Linked DNA regions of Mus musculus: region 2 is linked to region 1. The links are chromatin contacts, found by POLR2A ChIA-PET in ENCODE. All regions are on one chromosome and are shown on one strand. The core of a region is the stretch at or near the end of the contact, and the rest is flanking DNA. Distances in the headings are between cores, read along the strand shown.

Evidence for each region. ChIA-PET counts read pairs that join two places held with the same protein, here RNA polymerase II (POLR2A).
Region 2: POLR2A ChIA-PET joins it to region 1 with 22 read pairs in embryonic stem cell. The contact joins the enhancer-like site here to the promoter of Rab26os in region 1. POLR2A ChIA-PET finds 5 or more read pairs at or near these places in 3 of 5 experiments (Patski and embryonic stem cell).

What each region holds. Positions count from the first base shown.
Region 1 is chr17:24,526,564-24,532,898 of GRCm38, forward strand. Rab26os (RAB26, member RAS oncogene family, opposite strand) reads left to right here and starts at 1,688. Exons shown (of 2, transcript NR_045289.1): 1 at 1,688-1,873; 2 at 2,073-2,181. It overlaps Traf7 (TNF receptor-associated factor 7), which reads right to left and starts at 1,375. Exons shown (of 21, transcript NM_001172113.1): 1 at 1,203-1,375. It overlaps Rab26 (RAB26, member RAS oncogene family), which reads right to left. Exons shown (of 9, transcript NM_177375.1): 2 at 5,649-5,759; 3 at 4,223-4,264; 4 at 4,080-4,146; 5 at 3,828-3,880; 6 at 3,492-3,557; 7 at 3,351-3,407; 8 at 3,178-3,254; 9 at 2,491-3,080. The coding sequence ends at 2,978. It overlaps LOC115488833 (a small nucleolar RNA gene), which reads left to right and starts at 1,913; the gene lies at 1,913-1,990.
Region 2 is chr17:24,563,279-24,569,398 of GRCm38, forward strand. It overlaps Pkd1 (polycystin 1, transient receptor poteintial channel interacting), which reads left to right. Exons shown (of 46, transcript NM_013630.2): 2 at 872-943; 3 at 1,058-1,129; 4 at 1,301-1,470; 5 at 1,733-2,404; 6 at 2,509-2,692; 7 at 3,849-4,066; 8 at 4,319-4,434; 9 at 4,935-5,061; 10 at 5,348-5,583; 11 at 6,074-6,120. LOC115488769 (a long non-coding RNA gene) reads left to right here. Exons shown (of 2, transcript XR_003952238.1): 2 at 1-261. Among named protein-coding and RNA genes, the nearest start is that of Pkd1, 16 kb to the left of the region's middle. Within about 2 kb of position 3,930, at least 1 of the 3 ENCODE cell types and tissues checked has a DNase peak (open chromatin) inside an H3K27ac peak, as active enhancers do.

The DNA of each region.
Region 1 (6,335 bases), core at 438-2,937:
CCACTCCTTCCTAGTCACCTTAGTCAGGCTGTACACAGCCATTCTCATTTCCTGAAGAGACAGCTGCAAATAGATTTAGGACCTCAGGGTACAGGGACTTGAGTTTCTGCAGAGAAACATGAATGTATAGAGGATCTTCAGGATTGTCTTTATGACTGCAGCAGCGCCTGCCACAAAGATCCTCAGGAAAGAGATCTGGGACATGGAGAGGCCCCTGAAGAACAAGGCTGCAAAGGAATGAGCCTGTGCGTGCAGGGAGCGGGGCAGGAGGGGAGATGAGACAGATATCTCTAGACCTCAGCCTCATCTGATCATGTTGGCCTGCCTCAAAAGAATCTAGGCTGGGACAACTGGCCTCTAGTGAGGGTTAGAAGACGCTGGTCTAGCTTCCTCACTATTTTACTTGACTCATAAATCATCACACATACCAGAGGCTCTCAGACTTTACCCTGCTCTGCCTCTTAACCTTACCTATCACTTACCTATACTTGCTGGCTTGCTCCTCTGACTCCCCCTGCCTGTAAGGCTCTTCCTGAAATGTCTCAAGACTGACTGCTTCTCCATCAGATCTTCAGCTAACTGTAGGTCTCCCTACCAAAGATTTAAGAACGCCCAATACTCAATACTTTATCTGTGTTCAGTTCCCCCCCCCCCGTAAAACTTATCACAGTTCCTCATGATTTTTAACTTTTTATTTTAACTAGAATAACAGTACTGCAGGTGAGTTGCCACAAGGAGACAGTTACCAAAGTCTTGAGACATTTTTGTCATAACAAAACAGGGCTGTGGGTGTTACTACTACCATTCAGTGAACAAACTCAGAATTGCTGCTGGACTGCGTACAATGCACAGGACCCTAGAGGCAGAATGGTCTGTCTCAAAACCGCGTACCAGATGAGCTTATCAGTTTGGAATCCGGTTCTCCGCCGACTTTCCAGAGCCTAGGATACTGCTTGGCACACAGGCAGCGCTCAAAAAAACATAGGAGTGCAAAGACAACGAAAGAGAGAGTGAAGGGAAGGAGTGACAGACGGATTTACTTGGAGTCAGGAGGACTTATAGAGGCTGAGACCCCAGCCGTCTCAGTCCCGCCCCCCAGGCTAGGCCCACGACCGCTCGCGACGCTCCCACAACCAGCCCGCGCTCCACCGCACTCCCCGGAAGAAGGAGCCCCAGGTCTTGTGCTCCGCGCACTCACTCACCCGCCCGCGGCTGCCTAGGAGCAGCGACTTCACCCACCGGCATCATCTTGCCCCTCTCGGCCCGCGGCCGGGAAAGGTTTCAGGATACAGGAGCCGGAAGTCCCGGGGCAGGTCGGAACTTGTAGTTCACGGACTTCAGGAACTCTAGGTGCTGCTTCACGCTTTGAGCTTCCTAAACTACGACTTCCGGCGACCTCTGTACTGAAGGACCGGATTGGTAGCTTCAGAATCACTCTATGTTGCACATTGGAATTTGATTGGCTAACTGAACTCGTCACTCATGGACTCAATGGCTCTACAACCGGGAGGATATTCGAGCTACTCAAAATACCGCCTCCAAAACAAAAGTCGCTGTACGATTGGTGGAAATTGCAGGACAGCTCGAGGAGCATATCAGCAGTGGAGGAAGGTGGGCACTTCCTCAGAGGTGGCCCAATCACATAAGGGGCAGTTCTATAAACTCTTGAGCCTCGCGAGCAGTCGCTCTTTTTGGGAGTGAGTGTGTTCGTGGTCCCTTTCATCTAGGTTTTGTAAGGAACGTTTTGGGAGTAGTGCTCGCCGAATGGAACTCAAAGGACCTCTGCTACAGATCTGCCTTCCTCCCGAGCTGAAGTGCTTTAGTCCTAAGGGTTTAACCCTTCCCCATTTTTCTTCTGACTCCATTTTTGCAGGTATGAACTGGTCGGGCCTGGCTTCCCTTTTCAGCCCCAAGCCCGTGATGAATTAATTTCTGACACCTCGTATGAAAACTGCATGCGTAGTCTGATTACATTATAAGACTGAGGCTTGGGCGCGACGTCACTAATTGGATGGGTTTTGAGTGAAAAGTTAACCAAAGTAAAGATTTATGTTTGATTTTTTTTTTTTCAGGGCATGTTGAGTCGGCTGCATCTAGAGATCCAACGAGTAGGAGTGTTGGCTGGTAAGCTGGGCATCCGTGTATCTGAGTTTCTTAGCAATAAAGTGAAATGCAATCTTACTGTGGTTTCAGACGTTGTGATTTCATGTGCTGATAGCACAGTGCCGTAGAGGCCCTGGTTTGGCGTCACACAGTCCGCAAAGGGGTTGACTAAGATATTCTGTTTGAATCATTCTAATCTAGGGTGACCTTATAAGCCAGCACTACTTAAGGAATAGGCTGTGGGGCACCCTAATCTTGATAGTAAACTATTCCTGTGGGAATTTTGGTGACGGTATCAGCGCATGTGTAAATTAAGTGTTTCCCCAGGTGAAGTACCTTTACCCCCCCACTAAGCCATTTTTGCCCCAGGAGGTGGTTTTCCACAGATGACACAAACTCCAGAAACACCTTTATTAATAGGGACTTAGAGGACAGGTTTTCACTCAACATTTGTGGCTTGGTGACTTTAGTACAAAGTGGAACGGACTGGGCCAGCCTGCTAAGTTGTGACTGGGTTCTATCATTCTGACCTTGCTGTGCGTCCCTATATCAGCCTCCTAGTGAGTCGGAAGCAGTCCAACAAATGGACAGTGACTGACATAGCCTTGAGTGGGGTCCTGTCTGAGCAGTGTGCTGCGTGTGGTCCCCCTCCTCACTTCTGGGAGTGCCCAGAAGAGGGCAGCAATGTGCTGTGGCCTGGTTTTTATGCTTCAAGACCATTTCTGGTGGCCACTGGGGCAAAGGGTAAGCATTAGCCTCTGGTGTCTTTGAGAAGACACTAGGGCATCCATCCTTTGAGGACAAGTCTATAGACTCGGGCAATTCTCAAAGGCAGAACTGCTTCCTCCAGCGTGGAACTGAGTTTCAGCAAGGTTCAGAGTCGACAGCAGGAGACCCCTCGGCCCTCCCTCTTAACATAGTCATGCAGCCTGAAGCGCGGCTCGCTGGGAGCCTTGGCTGATCTCTGTTTCAGCTCCCTGAAGAGCAACAGGGGAGGGGATGTAGATAACATAGAACAAGGTAGCCCACTTATCCTAGAATGTGAGGTAGTGTTTGTTCATTACCAGGACTTACTTTGCTATGGCTGTAAAAGCCAAGTCCACGTTGAGGCCAGTCCTTGCGCTGGTCTCCATGAAAGGTAGCCCATACTCCTGCAAATAGTTACTGCCAGCTAGGTGCTGGGCACCTGGGGGCAGCTCAGTGTCCCAATCTCAAGAACACCCTCATCGTCCTCCCTGTCGACTCACCTTGGCTAATTTCTCCCCATCTTCCCTCTTTACCACACGGTCTTGAGTAGAGTCAACCTGGCCAGGCACAGGGATTTCATTAGTGCCTGTCCCCGGTGCACCCTGTGGGCCAGGCTGGAGAGGACAGGCCCAGAGTCCTACCTTGTTCCCTAGCAGCATGAGCACCACATCCTGCTGGGCATATTCCTGGATCTCTGTCAACCAGGCCTGTATAGGGAAAGCTGAGGCCAGTCTCAGGGCTGGTCCTTGTGGCCTCTTGTGCCACACCTGATTGAGTGGCTTTGCTAGAAGCCCTTATTTATCCAGGTGGTCCTGCTAATGGAGCCAGGTGTCACCCAGGCCCGTTGAGTTAGCCAATAGCCTGGCAACCATGAGCTGAGGGGTTCATCATGTCTATCCTTCCTGTTAAGTAACAGGACTCGGGCTCCTGATGCCATTTAGACAGTCTTGATTCATTCCCCCACCAAGGCCACTGACCTGAATGTTGTCGAAGGAATCTTTGTTGGTGATGTCGTAGAGCAGCAACAGTGCTGGATATAGAAAGCAATGAAGACGTCCCTGGGGGGGGCCTGGTGGCTCCTAACTACCTGCACCCTTTTAGATACTCCCAAGTGACTGCATCACCCTCACCTGCTGTCCCATAAGTGTGCCTACTTGCCTCCTGCCCCCATGCCAGTAGGCAACCCACACTATGTGGAGGATAGCCAGACCCCATGTCAATGGGCTTACCGTGAGCATCTCGGTAGTAGGCATGGGTGACACTTCGGAACCGCTCCTGACCAGCTGTGTCCCAGATCTGTGGCAACAGGCACTGGTCATACTGCCCAACCTCTCTCCCTTGTGTCTCCAGCCCCACACTCCTGTCACCTCACCTGCAGCTTCACCTTCATGCCATCCACATCCAGAACTTTATTCTGAAACAGAAGCAGCCAGCAAGCAGTAAGGATGCCTGCCATCCTCTGGTGGAAGTAGGAAAGGCAGTAATAGAAGCAATGGATGGACTTCCCACTGAGTGGAAGTTGGAGGCCCTCCTATCCCATTCCTACAGTGCCTCCAGTGCCAACCCTGGGCCTCTGTTAACAAGCACGTACACCCCAGGTCATACCAGCTCCTACTTGTCAAAAGTGTGGAACTGTTAGTACACTTCCGGCATAAAGACAGATACTAGCTTAGGAGCACCTTCAACTTGAGCTCCTTCACCCTGCCTGGAGAAGCTGATTTTATCCCCTCCCCCCTCAGTCACTGGGACACCCATTTCCCAGGAGATGGTCTTATGCTTGTCTGACTCTCTACTGTGCCCACAGAGCCCAGATCTATGGTTGATATATAGGGGATATTCGTGAATTTGCTGTCTGCAAGTTTTCCAGATCGGTCCCTTTCAAGATGAGACACTAGACTAAAGTGCCATCCACCTGTCATCCCAAAGAAGGGCTGACTAGAGGGTGGAGCTACAGGAGGCCAAGCCTGGCTCTCCCTTTCTCCAGAGCTTCCAGATCTTGAGGGACCCAGGCTCAGCCTGGCATCTGCCTGGCACAGGAGGGTGCTTCGCCTTTCCTGCACCCTGAACAGGGGTGCAAACCAAGCAGCCCTACAAACCAAGAGGAGGAGGGGGAGGCCATGACAGGCAAGGAGACCCGTTTTCATGCCTCTCCTCCTCCCTCTGGTACTTCAGCCTTTACTTCACCCTAGACTCTTATAACCTAGAGGGCTTAAGGAGACCTACAGTCTTCCAGGCCTGTATAGGATAAAGAACAGGTCCCACTGGAGGGAGCCCCTTTTCCTGTCTCCAGAAATGGGCCTTCCTCCCAACCCCCTGCTAACTGGGTCAAATTAAAGGGTGAGAAAAAATGCAAATTCAGGATTTGCCAAGAACACACCAACACCTCAGCACATGAGATTCAGACTGGGTGGGGGTGGGGATGGGCTTTAACACTAGCACTCGAGACCCTGCCTGGGATCCTAAGGAGGTCTCCATATGCAAATGCAGGGATCTCCTGAGTGAACAGGCCTTAGGTTTTCTCTCGCTGTCACTATCCTGGAGCACAGCATCAACCCCTGGGATGAGAAAACGGCTTCCGCTGAATGCAGGCACTACCCTGGGTATTAGGAGGCTTCCCAGGACCCCCGGACTCTCAGGGGTGGGTGGCAGATGCTTTGGTAGCTAAGCTCCACCCCCTGGGCCTATGGACATGTCAGGAGATTGAGAATCCACAGCCAAGGGTACTAGGAGGACTATGTATAGGAACCATAGCACAGTGGGACCCAGTCAGAGCTCGGGACACCGGCCTCTACTCTCACCCGGAAGTCGATGCCCACAGTGGAGATGAAGGTACCAGCCAGGAAAGCCCCATCCTTGAAGCGCACAAGCAGGCAGGTCTTCCCCACACCGGAATCCCCCACCAGCATGACCTAGAACAGGCAGGAGGATCAGAGGATTCAGGCTTGGAGCCGAGGGCCTTGCCCACCTAGAGATGCTTCTGATCTGCCTTGAGCTGTGGGGGAGGCAGGAGAGGAAATGAGTATCCCAGGCCTGTAGGTTCAGCAGTGTGGACCCCAATAGCATGGATGCCCAGCTTCTCTCTCCCCCTCCCCACCCTCACCCCCGTTCACCCCCTATCACCTCTCCCTCCAACAATGCTGCCTCAGTCACAGAGAGTGAGGACAGCTGTCCCCATCCAGGACCTTACCTACCCCTCCTCCATGGACAACATGCTTGATCTGGGAGGGCAGCATTTGGGGCCTATGGGGAGCAGAGCCATGGGAGTGCAGCTGGAAGCTCCTAAGAGACCTTTGGGGACTCAGTATTGGGGGCCTCTTCGAATTCCAGCAAAGACACAAATCTCAGCAGCAAGGTTCGGAAGAGGTGTGACAGCTTTTGAAGTGAAGAGGGGGTAGGGATATCTGTGGGCCTGAGGGCCAGACCAGTGAAGTCTTTCCCACCCACATGATCCCTCAGGCCAATGTTTCAGGACCCAGTGATGGCCC
Region 2 (6,120 bases), core at 2,680-5,179, 39 kb after region 1:
AAACTTCAGTCCTCTTGCTTCTGAGGCAAGTGCTTTCAGAATGCTGAGCCATCTCCACATCCTGAATGAAGGGTTTGTGATGGTTTATTTGGAGAAATTTGCTGTGTGTCATCACCAGCACTGTGGTGCGGGGTTATCCAGCAGGACTCTTCCTTAGACAGCTCATCTTAGTGCCCCTATGGCATCTTGTGAACATTTGAGGATCCTCTACTAGCAGCTGGTTTCTCCAGCCCTGGTAAACCCTGAATCTTACGTAAAAAAGTATAAGGAGCCGGTCCTTGCTTGTATGGGACCCTTCTATTGTATTGGAGGTAGCCCAAGGTTCTTCTTTTGGAGGAGGGCTGTGGAGGTCACAGAGAAGGTGCTCGGGTCAGTTATTTTGTGTGGCTACTGTAATGGTCCTCGGTACAGGACTGAGTTGCTTGCAGATTCTGAGGTCCTTGGCTCTTCTACTGCAGTTTCCCCAGATTACTTATTTCTCACATCTTTCATGAGAAAATGTGTGTGAATTTGACCACAACCACTTCCTGCTTGGTGGCCCTGACCTTGGCCCCTAGCTGCCCGCTGTGTCTCAGTGCCTGCCACTGAAGGGCATCAGCAGAGGTCACGGAAGAGCAGCCTGCCTTGCTCTACTTTCCCTTAGAGATCTGTAACACCTTGGTCATTCTGAGCTCCCACGAGAACTTTTGCTGCTGCTGGCCAGGCTGTGCCCCAGTACACAGACCTACACAGACCAGCAAGAAAAGCCCTCTTGGGGACTGAGAATAGGGGTGGGGCTTGTGGGTCGAGAATGCTGGGAATCTCCTGGTGAGAACCAGATATGCCCTCAACTAGCCCAGAGCTCGTCTCCTGACTATCACTTACTCCTCAGAGACCTGTCCCACAACCTACTTCAGACGCTGGACATAGGGCTCCTGGTGAACCTTTCAGCACTGGTGGAGCTGTGAGTATCCCCTTCCTCATGACATGCCCGTCACACTAAAGGTTACTCAGGGCAAGCAGAAAGAGCTACCTGTCATCAGAAGGTTACACCTTGCCCCATCTTTCTTTCTTGCAGGGACTTAAGCAACAATAGGATTTCTACATTAGAAGAAGGCGTGTTTGCTAATTTATTTAATTTAAGTGAAATGTAAGTTTCTTTGTTTTTAGTGGGTCTCAGTGATTGGACTCCTGTCCCCATCACCTCCTCTGTCATCTTGCCCTGTTCCCTAGCCCCTCCCAGTTTTGAGAGCTGTGGGTAGTGGGAAGCTGAACTGCACCCCTGCTGGCCTGGTGCCCCACACCTGCCCCTCCCCTGCAGAAACCTGAGTGGGAACCCATTTGAGTGCAACTGTGGTCTGGCGTGGCTGCCACGCTGGGCAAAGGAACATCAGGTGCATGTGGTACAGTCTGAGGCAACCACGTGCAGGGGGCCCATTCCACTGGCCGGCCAACCTCTCCTCAGTATCCCCTTATTGGACAATGCCTGTGGTGAGTGCAGTGGGTGTGGGGCTATAGGACAGGGATGACATTTTTTCTTATTGGGCAGTACCCAGGGAGAGTGGAGCCACAGACTTGGTTACAGATGAGGCCCAGGGAAAGGCATACATGGGAAGATAGTGGCCAGATAGGGTCTAGAAGGCATCTTTGGGGGTGGCAGCTCTGACATGGATTTTAAAGAGGGTTGGTAAGGGAACACGATGCAGCCAGAAGAAAGTAAGTTCCTGAGACCACTGTCTCTCTCTGTTCCCAGGTGAGGAATATGTCGCCTGCCTCCCTGACAACAGCTCAGGTGCTGTGGCAGCAGTACCCTTCTACTTTGCCCATGAGGGACCACTGGAGACTGAGGCCTGCAGTGCCTTCTGCTTCTCAGCTGGTGAGGGCCTTGCAGCCCTCTCGGAGCAGAATCAATGCCTCTGTGGGGCAGGCCAGGCCTCTAACTCTTCTGCAGCCTGCTCATCCTGGTGTTCCAGCATCTCACTGTCCCTCAACTCTGCCTGTGGGGGCCCCACCTTGCTCCAGCACACCTTTCCCGCCTCCCCAGGGGCTACCCTGGTGGGGCCCCATGGACCCCTGGCCTCTGGCCAGCCAGCAGACTTCCATATTACTTCCTCCCTGCCCATTAGCTCAACACGCTGGAACTTTGGAGATGGCTCACCTGAGGTGGACATGGCTAGCCCTGCTGCCACCCACTTCTATGTGCTACCTGGGAGCTATCACATGACAGTTGTGCTGGCCTTGGGGGCTGGCTCAGCTCTGCTGGAGACAGAGGTGCAAGTAGAAGCAACACCTACTGTCCTGGAGCTTGTGTGCCCATCCTTTGTGCACAGTAACGAGAGCCTTGAACTTGGCATACGGCATCGTGGAGGCTCAGCCCTTGAGGTCACCTATAGCATCCTGGCTTTGGATAAAGAGCCTGCCCAAGGTGCCTACCCTCCTGCTTCCTCTTGTAACCTGGGTGGTAGGGCAGAGCCTGGCACCCAGCCTCATGCATACCCTGATGTCTTGTTCATTGCTTACCATACCTAGTGGTCCACCCACTCTGCCCCTTGGACACAGAGATCTTCCCTGGCAATGGGCACTGCTACCGCCTGGTGGCAGAGAAGGCACCCTGGCTGCAAGCACAGGAGCAATGTCGGACTTGGGCTGGAGCTGCCTTGGCTATGGTGGACAGTCCTGCCATCCAGCACTTCCTAGTCTCCAAGGTTACCAGGTACACCTATGCTGGAAAGGGCAAAATGGGTGGGGGTTGCTCAGAATTCTGGGTGTGGCCAAAGCCCTTAAGCCTGTAGAGGCTCAGGAGGAAAGCTGGGCAGCTGGGCCTTTGTGTACAGCCCCACAGGTGGCCTTTGCTGCCAGCTCTGTGTATGTAAAGGCAGATGTAGGTAGGGGCAGCTTCTCTAACCGTTTCTGGGAAGTGTCAAAGGTAGAACTGGGTCCTGGCCCCCAGACTTTCCTGTCTCTGTAGGGGAGGGCCCTGGGTCCTGCTGACAGGACTAGTTCTTGGTCACTGTTGATTGTATTTTCTCCTCTTCCTACCGCTGTGCTCACCCCCCACCCCATCCCCTGAGTACCTCCCTTCCCAATGCCACATGCTATCCCATCTGTGGAAAGCCTTTCAGGCTCCTATGCCCTGCGCAGGCTTGTGGGAACATATTCTTGGGCCCTACAGTCCTGTGTCTGGGTGGGTTGTAAGGGTATACTCCAACTCTCTTGGGTGATTGCTCCCTGGGTGGAATTGGAATACCTGTCTTGTGAGTGGTTAATCACATTCTTTACTTTGCCTGTGTGGTTGGAAAGGGGAAATAGAGGTCCAGAGTGGTTAAGACCTGCTTGCTCCAGAATCATCCAGTTGATGGGTAATAGTGCCCTACATGGAACCAGGGCTCCATTATGTCTCCCTCCCAGGGTGTGTGTCTAGGTTTGTGCCCACACCCAAGCATGTACCTTTGTGCATATATGTTCCTGGGTATGTACCTGTGCCTACGTTTGGCCGTGAACCTCTAGATTTTGCCTCTGGAGGGGCCTTCCAGTGTTGATAGTACTATCATGCAGCATGCATAGATGCAGTCTTGGTCCTCTTCTGCAGCCCTCAGAGTTTCCCTTCAGGTGTGGTGGTGGCCCATGATCCTTGGCCAAATCTGAGATGGGTCCCCAAGAAGAGCTGGTCCCATAGACATGATTCTGGATGAATGTGACTATGAGCCTGGGTTTGTGGTCCATGTTGGGTAATGTTTCTGAGGCTGTTTTAACACTTGAAAAATGAGGCTGATATGGCCCATTTACCAGGGTATTATGAAGAGTATGTCCTCAGAGGTCAAGCAGAGCTGCCCCCTGATGGCTTGGCCGTCCCTTGAATCTGGCCATAGGAGCCTGGATGTGTGGATCGGCTTCTCATCTGTGGAGGGGACAGAAGGCCTGGATCCCCGGGGTGAGGCCTTCAGCCTGGAAAGCTGCCAGAACTGGCTGCCTGGGGAGCCACACCCAGCCACAGCAGAGCATTGTGTGCGGTTGGGGCCTGCTGGGCAATGCAACACAGACCTGTGTTCAGCACCACATAGTTATGTCTGCGAGCTGCGGCCTGGAGGTATGGACTGCTGTGTGGCAGAAGCCATCCTTCTCTGTGCTTGTCTTCTAAGCTCAGTACTGACCATGAATGTTTGCTCTTGTGTCTGGGTTGGGACAAAACCAGAAAAAATAAGGACAGAGGAAACAAGATGAGAGGGGGCCAGATGGTTTTGCTAGGTGGCTTAGTCCTAAGTCCAGCTCCAACTTGAATGTTTCCCCAGTGTCACCTCTGCCTGGCTCTGGTACCTCATTGCATACTTACCACCCCTAGGGCCTGTGTGGGATACTGAGAACTTTGTCATGGGAATGTCTGGTGGAGGCCTGTCTGGACCTCTGCATCCATTGGCACAGCAGGAAACTGTCCAGGGCCCGCTGCGACCTGTGGAGGTAGGCCAGCCTTTCTGTGTTCTAGAACCCTTTGCAACATTACTTTACTGCTCTGTTGCTAATAATCAAAGTGGGAGCTGGGGATAGGGTTCAGTATCTGGGTTCAGTTCCTAGCACCTTAACCCTAAAAAAACAAAACAAAACCCCTCAAGTAGGTTTTGTTAGAAGTTGTTAAAATTGTTAGTGTGCCCAGTGTGACAGTTAGAAAAATATTTAAGAGTGAAGAAATGAAAAGCATCTAGTTCTGTTATCTGAAAAATTCTGCTTCTCCTGAACCTTTGCTCAGATAAATTTTTATTTTTTTCACACAAAGTCTTGTTGTATAGCCTAAGCAAGCCTTGAACTCATGATCTTCCTGCTTCAGGCATCCTGTTGTTCACAGCTGACTTTGATTTGGTTTTTCTTCCCAAGTGACATGAAATGAGGTTTAACCTTGAGAGGGCTATCCTTACACTGCCAGGGGTAGATGTTTTGAGCTGAGGCTGTCTCATCTCCTCCAGGTCATGGTGTTCCCTGGCCTGAGCCCTAGCCGGGAAGCCTTTCTCACTGCAGCAGAGTTTTCTACCCAGAAGCTTGAAGAGCCTGCCCAGATGCGGCTGCAGGTGTACCGGCCCTCAGGAGGAGCAGGTGGGGCTCTGAAAGGGAAATGAAGTGGAGGCTTAGTGGGTTGTCTGAATTTTCTCATGCCTTCGATTCCAGCCTCAAGGTAGAATGATGGCAGAGTTGCCAACTCCTGTTCCCTTGTCCCAAAGCTAGATCGGGTGGTACCTGATTGGGGATGATCTAGAGGCAGGGGAGTGATGGTGGAGACTGGGGAACTGCTTATCAAGGTTTGGTTTTATAATGGGTAAGTGGAGCATCCCTGATAGTAGCTTGTTAGTGAATCAGGCTCATGACATCCTTCCTTTCCCAGCAGCGGTCCCAGAAGGCAGCAGTGAGCCTGACAACAGGACTGAGCCGGCCCCCAAGTGTGTGCCTGAGGAACTCTGGTGTCCAGGAGCCAATGTCTGCATACCTTTTGATGCTTCGTGTAACTCTCATGTCTGCATCAATGGGTCTGTGTCAAGGCTGGGACTCTCTAGGGCCAGCTACACACTATGGAAGGAGTTCTTTTTTTCTGTGCCTGCAGGGCCTCCCACACAGTACTTGGTATGTGTCCTGGTGTGGGTCTCTGACCTATTCTTGAGGCTACTTCCCCCTATCTACCCAAGATGGTGGTCTCTCAACTAGATACCTTGCAGGCTTCTTTATATGCTCAATAGCCTTGCCCTGATGCTCTTGCCTGCATCCTGCGCCAGTGCCCAGTCTCATCTCCTTCTCAGGGCCTCTGCCCTCTGTCCTCTGTCTTCTAAGGGGGAACTTGCACTCTCATTTGGAGCAGCTACCTGCTTTCTAGCCTTATGTCCCTGAGAAAGTTCTTTCCACCTGTGGCAGTCACTCTTACTATATCTTCCTTGTGCATGTCCCCTATATTACAATGTCCTGTTTGACTCAGCCATGAGTGCCTTGAGGCAGGGACTCCACGAAGCACCATTTTCAGTGCTGAGGCCTGATATGGGTACTCTGTCCTCTCTGTCTCAGTAGTCCTTCTAGTCTTTATTATGGGGATGTGATACAACACTGCCTCCCTCTTCTATAGGTCACCCTCCACAGCCAGGATGTTCCTATGCTCCCTGGTGACCTCAT